Regions from separate parts of the Homo sapiens genome. Here region 1 is linked to region 2. The links are chromatin contacts, found by Hi-C or POLR2A ChIA-PET in ENCODE. All regions are on one chromosome and are shown on one strand. The core of a region is the stretch at or near the end of the contact, and the rest is flanking DNA. Distances in the headings are between cores, read along the strand shown. Region 1 has its middle 8.7 kb from the start of LINC01348. Region 2 overlaps LOC105373210 (a long non-coding RNA gene).

Region 1 (4,902 bases), core at 952-3,451, 320 kb after region 2:
GCTAATTTTTGTATTTTTAATAGAGACAGGGTTTCACCATGTTGGCCAGGCTGATTTTTAAAATACTTTATAAAAAAAAGAAAGAGAGAGAGAAGGAAGGAAGGAGAGAGAGAAAGAGAAAGAAAGAAAGAAGAAAGAGAAAGAAAGAAAAGAAAGAAAGAAGAAAGAAAGATAGAAAGAGAGAGAGAAAGAGGAAAGAAAGAGGAAAGAAAGGAAGGAAGGAGAAGGAAGGGAGGGAGGAAGGAAGGAAGAAAGGAGAAAGAGAAAAAAAGGAAAGAAGGAAAGAAGGCAGGCAGGCAGTGGAGACAGTTATCCCCATCCCCCACCCCCCAGAAATAGAAACATTTAAGAGCTCCAAGTTTTTAAGAATTATTTTAATACACTTTTCCTGCGAAACTCAATTCAAGGCAGCTTCAAGGTAAAAATGCTTATATTTGGCATCTGTCCTTGTATTTTTAGGCACCTTGATGCATTCACACTCACTACGCTCACACCCAGAAGACCCCCAAGAAATCCGCTTCTTTGTGCAGATAAAGGAAATGCAAACTGGTCATTCTGGAAACCAGGGTCAATTCTAGATTTCTAGAAGCCTGGCTGTGGGCCTCAAGGCCCTTCATGAAAGCAAGGGCCTCAGATTGACCCTTTCCAAGCATCCCCTACCAGGAGGGGAAGGGCACAGATTCTCAAGGGACCGTGGTGCATGCAGGTAAACCGAAACCTCTAGGCTGGCACGTGGCACCACTGCCCTGGGAGACAAGCCATCCCCGCTCTCTGTCTGGATGGCCTGGTCAATGCAGTGTAGATCATGGATGTGATTTCTCTCACTGATATTCGGGGGATACAATTTAAAATGTATCCAAGTATCTGATGGAAATAAGAGGGAGCTACAGAAAATGACTCAAGCTGAGGACATATAGGAAGGAATCGGTTCAGGTGTAAGGAAGGATTTCTGGGGAACTTTCTTCCTTGTGTTCATCCCTCCCTCTTTACATAAGGTCTTGAGTCACGAGCACCTTGTGTTAGATGCTGGGCTACAAAATGATCAAAACAGAAGGCCTGCCCACTGAGAATACACACTTCCCTGGGCCACATCCACCCTCCAAAGTAATCCCACCATAACAGGGCAGCTGTCATCATGGAAGGACTGCCCACGTGCAGAGGGGCCCAAGAAAGTGGTCTTGTCCTCAAAGCAACTTGAGATGAGGATCCTGTGTCATCCAACAGCTACAGCTTAGGCAGATGAATAGCGGCTTCCCTGGGCCCAGGCAGTCCTCCAATTCATAAAAGCAAACAGGCCTGGGGCAGTGGCTCACGCCTGTAATCCCAGCACTTTGGGAGGCCTAGGCAGGCGGATCACAAGGTCAGGAGTTTGAGACCAGCCTGGCCAACATGGTGAAACCCCGTCTGTACTAAAAAAAATACAAAAATTAGCCGGGCATGGTAGCATGCGCCTGTAATCCCAGCTACTCAGGAGGTTGAGGCAGGAGAATTGCTTGAACCCGGGAGGCGGAGGTTGCTGTGAGCTGAGATCACGCCACTGCACTCCAGCCTGGGAGACAGAGCAAGACTCCATCTCAAATAAAAAGGAAGGAAGGAAGGAAGGAAGGAAGGAAGGAAGGAAGGAAGGAAGGAAACAGAATAGTAGGTTGCCAGCTGGACTGGTTCTAGAGGTTGGAGAGGCCAAGTTCCTCCCATGACAAATCAGGAAACTGAGGACACACTTTCACGGCCAGTTCTCCAGCAATGTCCACTAGCATCCCAGGCTCTCTATCTACCTAAACAAAGTCGATTCCCCCTGCCTAGCAATTTAATGTATGAGGGTTTTTTTTTTTATGGTAATGAGTTGGAACTGAATACACACTAAAATGCAGCGCAAATCACTGCGATGAGAGCTGAAAAATGCTAATCTCTCTCCAACATCTTCAGTGCCATTCTCCTGAAACTACCTGCTCCAGCAAGGTTCCCGTGGGTTAATTATTGCTGCAGAGGAAATTGCACTGATTTGCATCTGCTTTCATCGGCTGGAACCAGCGCATGTCAGTCCTGCAGGAACAGACCTGGGTTAACCTGTTGGCTGCTTCAGGCAAGAGGGACACCGAGTTGCAGGCTGCCTCTCCACCCCGCCAGTGCTGTTTCCCAGCCTCAGGGCACCTGCAGAGATACCAATCTGGTTACCTGTTCACCTGTACTTTGTGCATCTGATACTCCCAGAGCCTGCCCACCTGCTCTTTGCAATGCAGCAGCAGCAAATCCCAGGCCCCAAGCTCAAGGCCTGGGATTTAATTTGCCCTATTTGAAAGGTCCCATTCCTACCTGGTGAGCTCATCAATAACTATCAAAGCCACCTTTCTTCCCCTCCAAGAACCAGCCTTTCTACAGTGACTGGCTCCAAATGCAATTTCAAAATCTGGCTGGCTCCTGCAGAAGCCAGCACAGCCTCCCAGATGGGAGTAGGCCATCTCTGAAGGCGGGGCGAGTTACAAAACAGAATCCCCATGCACTAAGAGAAAGAAGAGAGAGATTGCTATAGAGGACTGGCCTCTGGGGCTCTGAAGACCTAAGTCCTCTGTTCTCAGATTGCATGGGACTTGAAAGCTCCTGGCTGTTGGTCTCCTGTGTGTGTAACAGGGTACCTTCTCTTTCTCAGAAAAGGAAAAGTCTGTAATCCATGCATTGATATGCAAATGTATGTTTACCCAGGTGAGGTGTATTGTGGGAGAAACCCCTGGGATAAGTTTCCACTCTGCACATAACCTTTATTACAGTATTCTTGTTTCACTGGGCTACTCAAAGGGTTTAAAAATAAAGTTTCACTTGCATACTACGTCTGGCCTGCAGAAATCTTTCACTGAGCCGTGTTTTAACCAAAAGCACTAATATTATTATGTTTGCATTAGCATGTGTGGGCTGTCGTTAGGTGCTTTTGATTATAATGACAGCACCAAGAGTCTTAAATCTAGGTAGCACCTGTTCTGAATGATCCTCTGATGATATTGAATATAAGCAAAATAAGTATTTCATATTATTGATGACAGATTGGATGTGACTGCATTTTCTCTATGAAAGATGCTGAGCAACTCTGCATCAATAACTGTGTGGAGGACTCCAGGATTTGGTTCATACAGGAACTCCTTTAATAGTGCTTAGCTTACAAGCTCTCCAGGTTGGGGATGGAGCCTCAGTTAGATTGATACAGTTTGCAGAGTGCCTGGCTTAGTCGATGTTCAATAACATTTGGGGCAGGAGGGAGTGAATAAAGGTATACATGGGTGAACAAAATAACACAGTCTAGGCTGGGCACGGTCGCTCACGCCTATAATCCCAGCACTTTGGGAGGCCGAGGTGGGCAGATCACAAGGTCAGAAGTTCAAGACCAGCCTGGCCAATAAGGTGAAACCCCATCTCTACTAAAAATACAAAAATTAGCCGGGCATGGTGGCGGGTGCCTGTAGTCCCAGCTACTCAGGAGGCTGAGGCAGGAGAATCACTTGAACCCAGGAGGCAGAGGTTGCAGTGATCCGAGATCATGCCCCTGCACTCCAGCTTGGGTGACAGAGCGAAACTCTGTCTCAAAAAATAAAAAATAACACAGTCTATCCCTTAAGTAAAACCAGGTTGGGCGGGAAAGGCTGCAGCCACCGGTGAAATCACCCCTAGGTCAGGACACTCAGCAAGAGAAGGTGGCCTGCCTTGGAGCCACCTGAATACGCAAAATGGAGTCAAGTATCTGCAGAGGAATTTGGCAGAAAACGTGTGGCATATTGTATGACCTGTTTATAGAGATCGTCCTGAAAAAATAAAAAAAGGTTGAGGACTCAGGAGGGCGTAAGCAATGACTAACCTAGTTAGCTAATTACGGGAGTTACACAAACCGGCTTCAGGGTAAAGTCCATTCAGGGGTTACTCAAGACCAGCCCCACCCCCAACAGGTACTGTGGAGGCCCGCAGCCGAGCTGGGCCCGAGTCCCTTCCTCCACATGCACACCCCTTCCGGGCTGCACATCCAGGTGCCATGCCATCTCAGGTTGCTGATACATCTGTTGGCTTGTGCCCCGGCTAACAGCCATGACTGAACCTCCCAGTGTGTGATGATGGCAGTTCTCACCTGGAACAGCACAGAAGGGCAGCCTGCTGGCTCTACAGCTCTCTTGGACCCCCATCCTCCTACAGACCCTCCACTTCCCTTCCCCAGTAACCTGGACTCCTACCCAGGAGTTGCCAACCAATGCACTGGCTGAAAGTGGAGGCCACTTGGAAGGCTAAACTTTGTGGATGTATCAAATGTCCTTCCTGAGACAGCCCCAAAACAATGCAATTTCCTTTCTCAGCCATCGCCCCAATAAAGAAACACCGCTGTGGATGCATCTAGTCATGGCCAACTGAAACGGCATTCTAGACACCTTGGTCTGCCTTTGCAAACAGCATGTGCACACCCAGGGCACACTGCACACACTTGCACATGCCACACTCATGCACGCTGCTGAGAGAGGGTGGGCATGAGGAGGGCCCTGGAGTCTGACGGTCACAGAATGCTCGAGACTGCATTATCCTCTAGGATCTTGTCCTTTGGCAAAATGAAACTCAGAGGGTCAGAGTTTCAGAGTGTCAGGAAATGACAAAGCTGAACCTCAAGCTCTGATGTTTTGGCCACAAAAGGAAATGCAGGCACAGCCAGATGCCTAGAAAAGGGGAAAAGAGGGCTACCGTGCTTCTTGGATTCCTGCCCGATTTTTCTCTTTGACCATCACTAGCCATGAAGAGGCCCTAATAACCAGGCCCCTTTGTAACTTACCTGGAATATTGGAGGGCTCACTTCCACACATGTATTGAGGGTCTACTATGTGCTATGCACTGTGCTAGAAACTGAAATGTGCCAAAGCAGTTCTTGCTCTCAGGATGTTT
Region 2 (4,527 bases), core at 629-3,128:
ATGCAAAGAAACCTATGTTAAAATGAACGTAAATACCTTATCTGGAAGGACAAGTCAAATCTCACATACAGGCCTGGAAATAAAAAGCTTGATTAATTTCACATTAGGTTACCAAAACTCTTGGTACTTAACAGTTAACCAGAAATTAACCAGAGAGCCAAAAAGTAGATTATCGGTAATTCTTCTGTGAATTAAGAAGGAATGGGCAGTAGAGGCTGGGCGCGGTGGATCTCGCCTGTAATCCCAGCACTTTGGGAGGCCGATGCAGGCGGATCATGAGGTCAGAAGATCGACACCATCGTGGCTAACACGGTGAAACCCCGTCTCTACTAAAAATAACAAAAAATTAGCCAGGCGTAGTGACGGGCGCCTATAGTCCCAGCCACTCGGGAGGCTGAGGCAGGCGAATGGCGTGAACCGGGAGGCGGAGCTTGCAGTGAGCCAAGATCAGGCCACTGCACTCCAGCCTGGGCAACAGAACGGAGCGAGACTCAGTCTCAAAAAAAAAAAAAAAAAAAGAAGGAATGGGCAGTAGAATTGTTTTTCTGTAATACCTGCTCATACCAAATTTACTTTTAAGTGTCAGCAAATTTCTTGGCTAATTATCACAAGTCTCAGAAAAACGACGTGGCTATATTTCAATAATTGGAGCAAGAATTTTAGGTAGGTCACCGCCCGCAGCCCGTCCTCTCTGAGCCCAAGCCACCCCGTGCACTTCCGTTTAGTATGTCTACTTTGAGATGCATGGAAATGAAACCCGTCAATTCAGATCTTGGGAGATCTCCAGCCAGGGATGTGAGGTGTCAAGTATGAAATAATCACAAAGACGTTGGAAATAAGCTTCACCACCTCATTCTGAGCCAAGTTCAGAAAGTTCATCTAAAATGCCAAGAATGATGCCGGAAGACCCTGGAAGAGCTGAGACTTGAATGCAACAAACAAGATTTTGAGTCTTGTTGGAGAAAACGGGGTGCCTTCTCATAAAACCTGCGCAGACACCTCAACGCTCTGACCTGCTTCTCTCTCTTGCTAGGGCTCGTGACTCTGTTTATAAAACATCTCTGACTCTGATGGTTAAATGCTGGAGTCTGTGTGCATGGAATTAAACTAAGACAGCCCGGGCACTCGTGGGCACTAGCAATCTTTTTTGGATGAAGAGTAGCAAGGAACCATTCCCTATTCCTTCATCTCGGCTCTGTCACATACCATGTCATCGTTGTGGCTCCAACTCTACGGCCAAGCGACAGTCTCTGTCACCGTAATCAGGCTTAGGACATGGACAGGGGCTCTCACAGGCTCTTAAAGAACCAGGAAGGGTACTGGGTGTCCGATCACACACACACACACACACACACACACACTCTACTTGTGTATCAGATGTCCACTGACATTGGCCACATTACTGCTAGATTTGTGAACCAATTAAAAGCTGTTCCATTTGATAAACATTACATGTATATGCATTCTATACTGCAGTAATAATTATCTCTTTGCATATCTGTTTCCTCACAAGAGCTTGAGTCCCGTCAAGACAAGGATAAGCCCTTCCACTATAGAGCCACAGCAGGAAGCCCTCAGCCTGGTACACAGTGGGCATCCAATAAACCTGAATGGACAGAATGAGGAAACTGAGACACAGCTCTTGTGTTCAGGGCCAGTCTGAGACCAAATCTGGAAACAAACTCGGAATTTCCAATTCCAGGCTAAGTGCTTTTGCCAGAGGGAAGATGAAAGCGTATGTTTCAAGCTCTGCAAGATCCACAGAGAATTTTTTCTAAGCTCCTCTCTAAGAAGGCGCCAAGGAGCTCGATGTCTTTTTCCCCTGGACCCAAGCTTTTATGCCTCTGCCCAGTGGATGCGGCTTCTCCGCCGCAAGGAGTGCAGCTCCCTCCTCATCCGTTGGGAACATAACAGCCGAAGCTGCTCCCCCACAAGCTGCAGGATAAATGTCAAGTGAGGAGGGAATGCTGCTGCCTGGGTAGACTGCATTCTACTCATTCTGCTGAGGGTCATGCTTTGAAAATATCTCTAATTTTGTTTTCATAGCTTGTTAACCTTTTCCTTCCCAAAACAATACCCATGTTTGTTTTGGCACCACTCGCGTCCTGCATACTGAGGACGGGTCTGAGTTGGATGCACAAAAGCATTTTTCCCTTAATCTCATTACAAGGGCTCCTCAGTCTTTAATTCTTCCCAGGGCTCACTTGCTGTGAAGTGATTTCCTCTTGGAATCCGTTTCTCTTTGTGAAGCTGGGAGAGCAAGTCTGTTTGGTTTTGTAGGGATGTGGGGAAGGAAAGCAAAGACAAAGGCAAAAACAAGTGGTGCTGGGGTGCCCTGGAAGTTCCTAAGAGCAAATGGACCCACTCTGAAATGTCTGCAGCTGAGACCAGTGATACTCGAATTCCAGTTTGAATGAGGATCACGCGCTGAGGTCACGTACTTACTGCTGTCTCCTGTCTACCTGAGGTTTACAAAATGTGTGAATAAAGGCGCCAGTGCTTTGACAGCTGGTCTTGCTCATGCGTTTAGAGAGCATCTTATTTCATCCTTTTTGCCCCTCGAATGTTGCGCATCTGACAGTTTGACCACCCTGCCTGGACTCTTACATGCATGTGGCATTTCTTTTTCTTTCTTTTTCTTTTTCTTTTTTTTTTTTTTTGAGACAGAGTCTCGCTCTGTCACCCAGGCTGGAGTGCAGTGGTGCGTCTCGGCTCACTGAAAGCTCCACCTCCCGGGTTCAAGCGATTCTCCTGCCTCAGCCTCCCGAGTAGCTGGGACTACAGGCTTATGCCACCACACCCGGCTAATTTTTTGTATTTTTTTTAGTAGAGACAGGGTTTCACCGTGTTAGCCAGGATGATCTTGATCTCCTGACCTCTTGATCCTCCTGCCTCGGCCTCCCAAAATGCTGGGATTACAGGCGTGAGCCACCACGCCTGGCCTGCATGTGGCACTTCTAACATGTTCCTCCTAAGCGTTGTGGACAAATCCATACTGAGTTTTTATTCTCATGGATTCATGTTTATTCTCAATACTTGAGGAAATTGTAAGTTTAACCAGCTTTCTGTTAATTTTACTATCCTTTCTCATGAAAAGATTTCTTTTCCCATCTGAATTGTTTCCTAGATTGTATCTGCAAATACAAAACTACAATGAGGGACAGAGGATTCTGGAAAATGAATGGGGATGCTGGGGGAAACTAACAACACCAGCGACAAAACCAAGCCACTGGAGCCTGAACCAGCCAGGTGCCTGAGGAAAAGGGGAGGGAAGGTTTTCTCTCCCGCGTATTGTATTCCTGTTGTATATTGTACATGTAATGCATGCTAGCTGCCATTTAGAATGGAAAAGCATGCCCTCACCACAGTCAGGCCCACATTTTGCTTTCCGTGTTAAAGAGAGAAATGGCGTAACGTGCTCGTGAAGAGGCGGCACCTGCAGCGGTTGGAGCTGGCACCCTTGGCAGACTTTCTGGGACCGAGTCCTAGCTTTTTCTCTTATTAGCACGTTGCTTCCCCTCATTTATAGAATGGGCCTCATACCTACCTCATGGGGTATCAGACAGCATCCTTTCTTTTCACCTGATGCATTAATTTGGACATGAACTGAGAGAAAAGAAATATAAAACATAGTCCCTGCTTTTCAGTAGCTTAGAATCCAGTGAAACTTACCAATATAAAAGAAAAGGATACAGGCAAATTCTTGACAGCATCTCCTCTGTACTCACACATCCTCTCCCACTATCTATTATATTTTCATGTAAAAACGTGTGTGGGTGAGGGAAGGATTCTGGGAGGCTTCGTCCTGGAGCTCCAGCGGCTTATCAATCACCATTAATCTTGGAGGCTCACAGCCCCCATGCCCATTTGCTGAAGAGGAGTGAGTCATCCTGACTCGAACAGCAATGCTGACAGTTAATTGAATTCCAGAGCCAACGTTTCTTCCTACCTACAGCAATTCTTCACAGCTCAGAGCTCAAGATTGCTCTGAGCAAGACCGCTGTGTTTACGAGGCAGAGAGAAAGAGAGAGAGAGGGTGCCTTTTTCAAGTGATGGAAAGGCCATGTTGACGTGTAAGATTTCGTTTTTCTTTGACTTTCAGGCTTAAAACTTATGCAAACTTGGTCCAGAACAAAATGGACCAAACAATTATGGTTGAAGATTGCTATTAGTGTCTTTCCATGGGGGCAAGGGGCACTGACAGAGAAGCCTCTTTCCACTCCAAATGTAGCAGGTGTAATCTGCAAGCTGCCGGGCCCTCTTTTAATAATCCTTTATCTTCCCAGGGATGACCAAGGGCAGTCATTATTTGCTGACTGGTCCGCTGTTGAAAAGGGAGGAAAAATTAACGCATGTGTAGAAAATTTTAATGAGGAAAGATTTATTTCTAGAGTCCTTTCACAACATGTGTATATTTCAAGAGGAGAGTGACTACGCAAAGTGACAAAGACAACAATTTATATTTGGAACAGCTAGTATTGGGTGATGGGCTGATTGGTTTGATGGAAGCCAGGTTGTCACGGACTG

What was found. Hi-C counts contacts between places; a loop is a spot of excess contacts on that map. ChIA-PET counts read pairs that join two places held with the same protein, here RNA polymerase II (POLR2A). Pooled maps may share reads with other maps.
Region 1: a loop to region 2 is called in a map of esophagus muscularis mucosa, with 2.4 times the contacts of the local background. The contact joins two enhancer-like sites. A Hi-C loop is called at or near these places in 2 of 168 maps with a recorded cell type or tissue (esophagus muscularis mucosa and sciatic nerve), 1 of 37 single-sample maps with no recorded cell type and 5 of 50 pooled maps. POLR2A ChIA-PET finds 5 or more read pairs at or near these places in 3 of 52 experiments (GM12878, OCI-LY7 and activated T-cell).

What each region holds. Positions count from the first base shown.
Region 1 is chr1:235,058,715-235,063,616 of GRCh38, forward strand. No RefSeq gene overlaps it. Among named protein-coding and RNA genes, the nearest start is that of LINC01348, 8.7 kb to the right of the region's middle. Within about 2 kb of position 2,202, at least 9 of the 41 ENCODE cell types and tissues checked have a DNase peak (open chromatin) inside an H3K27ac peak, as active enhancers do.
Region 2 is chr1:234,742,068-234,746,594 of GRCh38, forward strand. It overlaps LOC105373210 (a long non-coding RNA gene), which reads right to left. Exons shown (of 3, transcript XR_949292.3): 3 at 3,469-4,324. Among named protein-coding and RNA genes, the nearest start is that of LINC02961, 16 kb to the right of the region's middle. Within about 2 kb of position 1,879, at least 6 of the 41 ENCODE cell types and tissues checked have a DNase peak (open chromatin) inside an H3K27ac peak, as active enhancers do.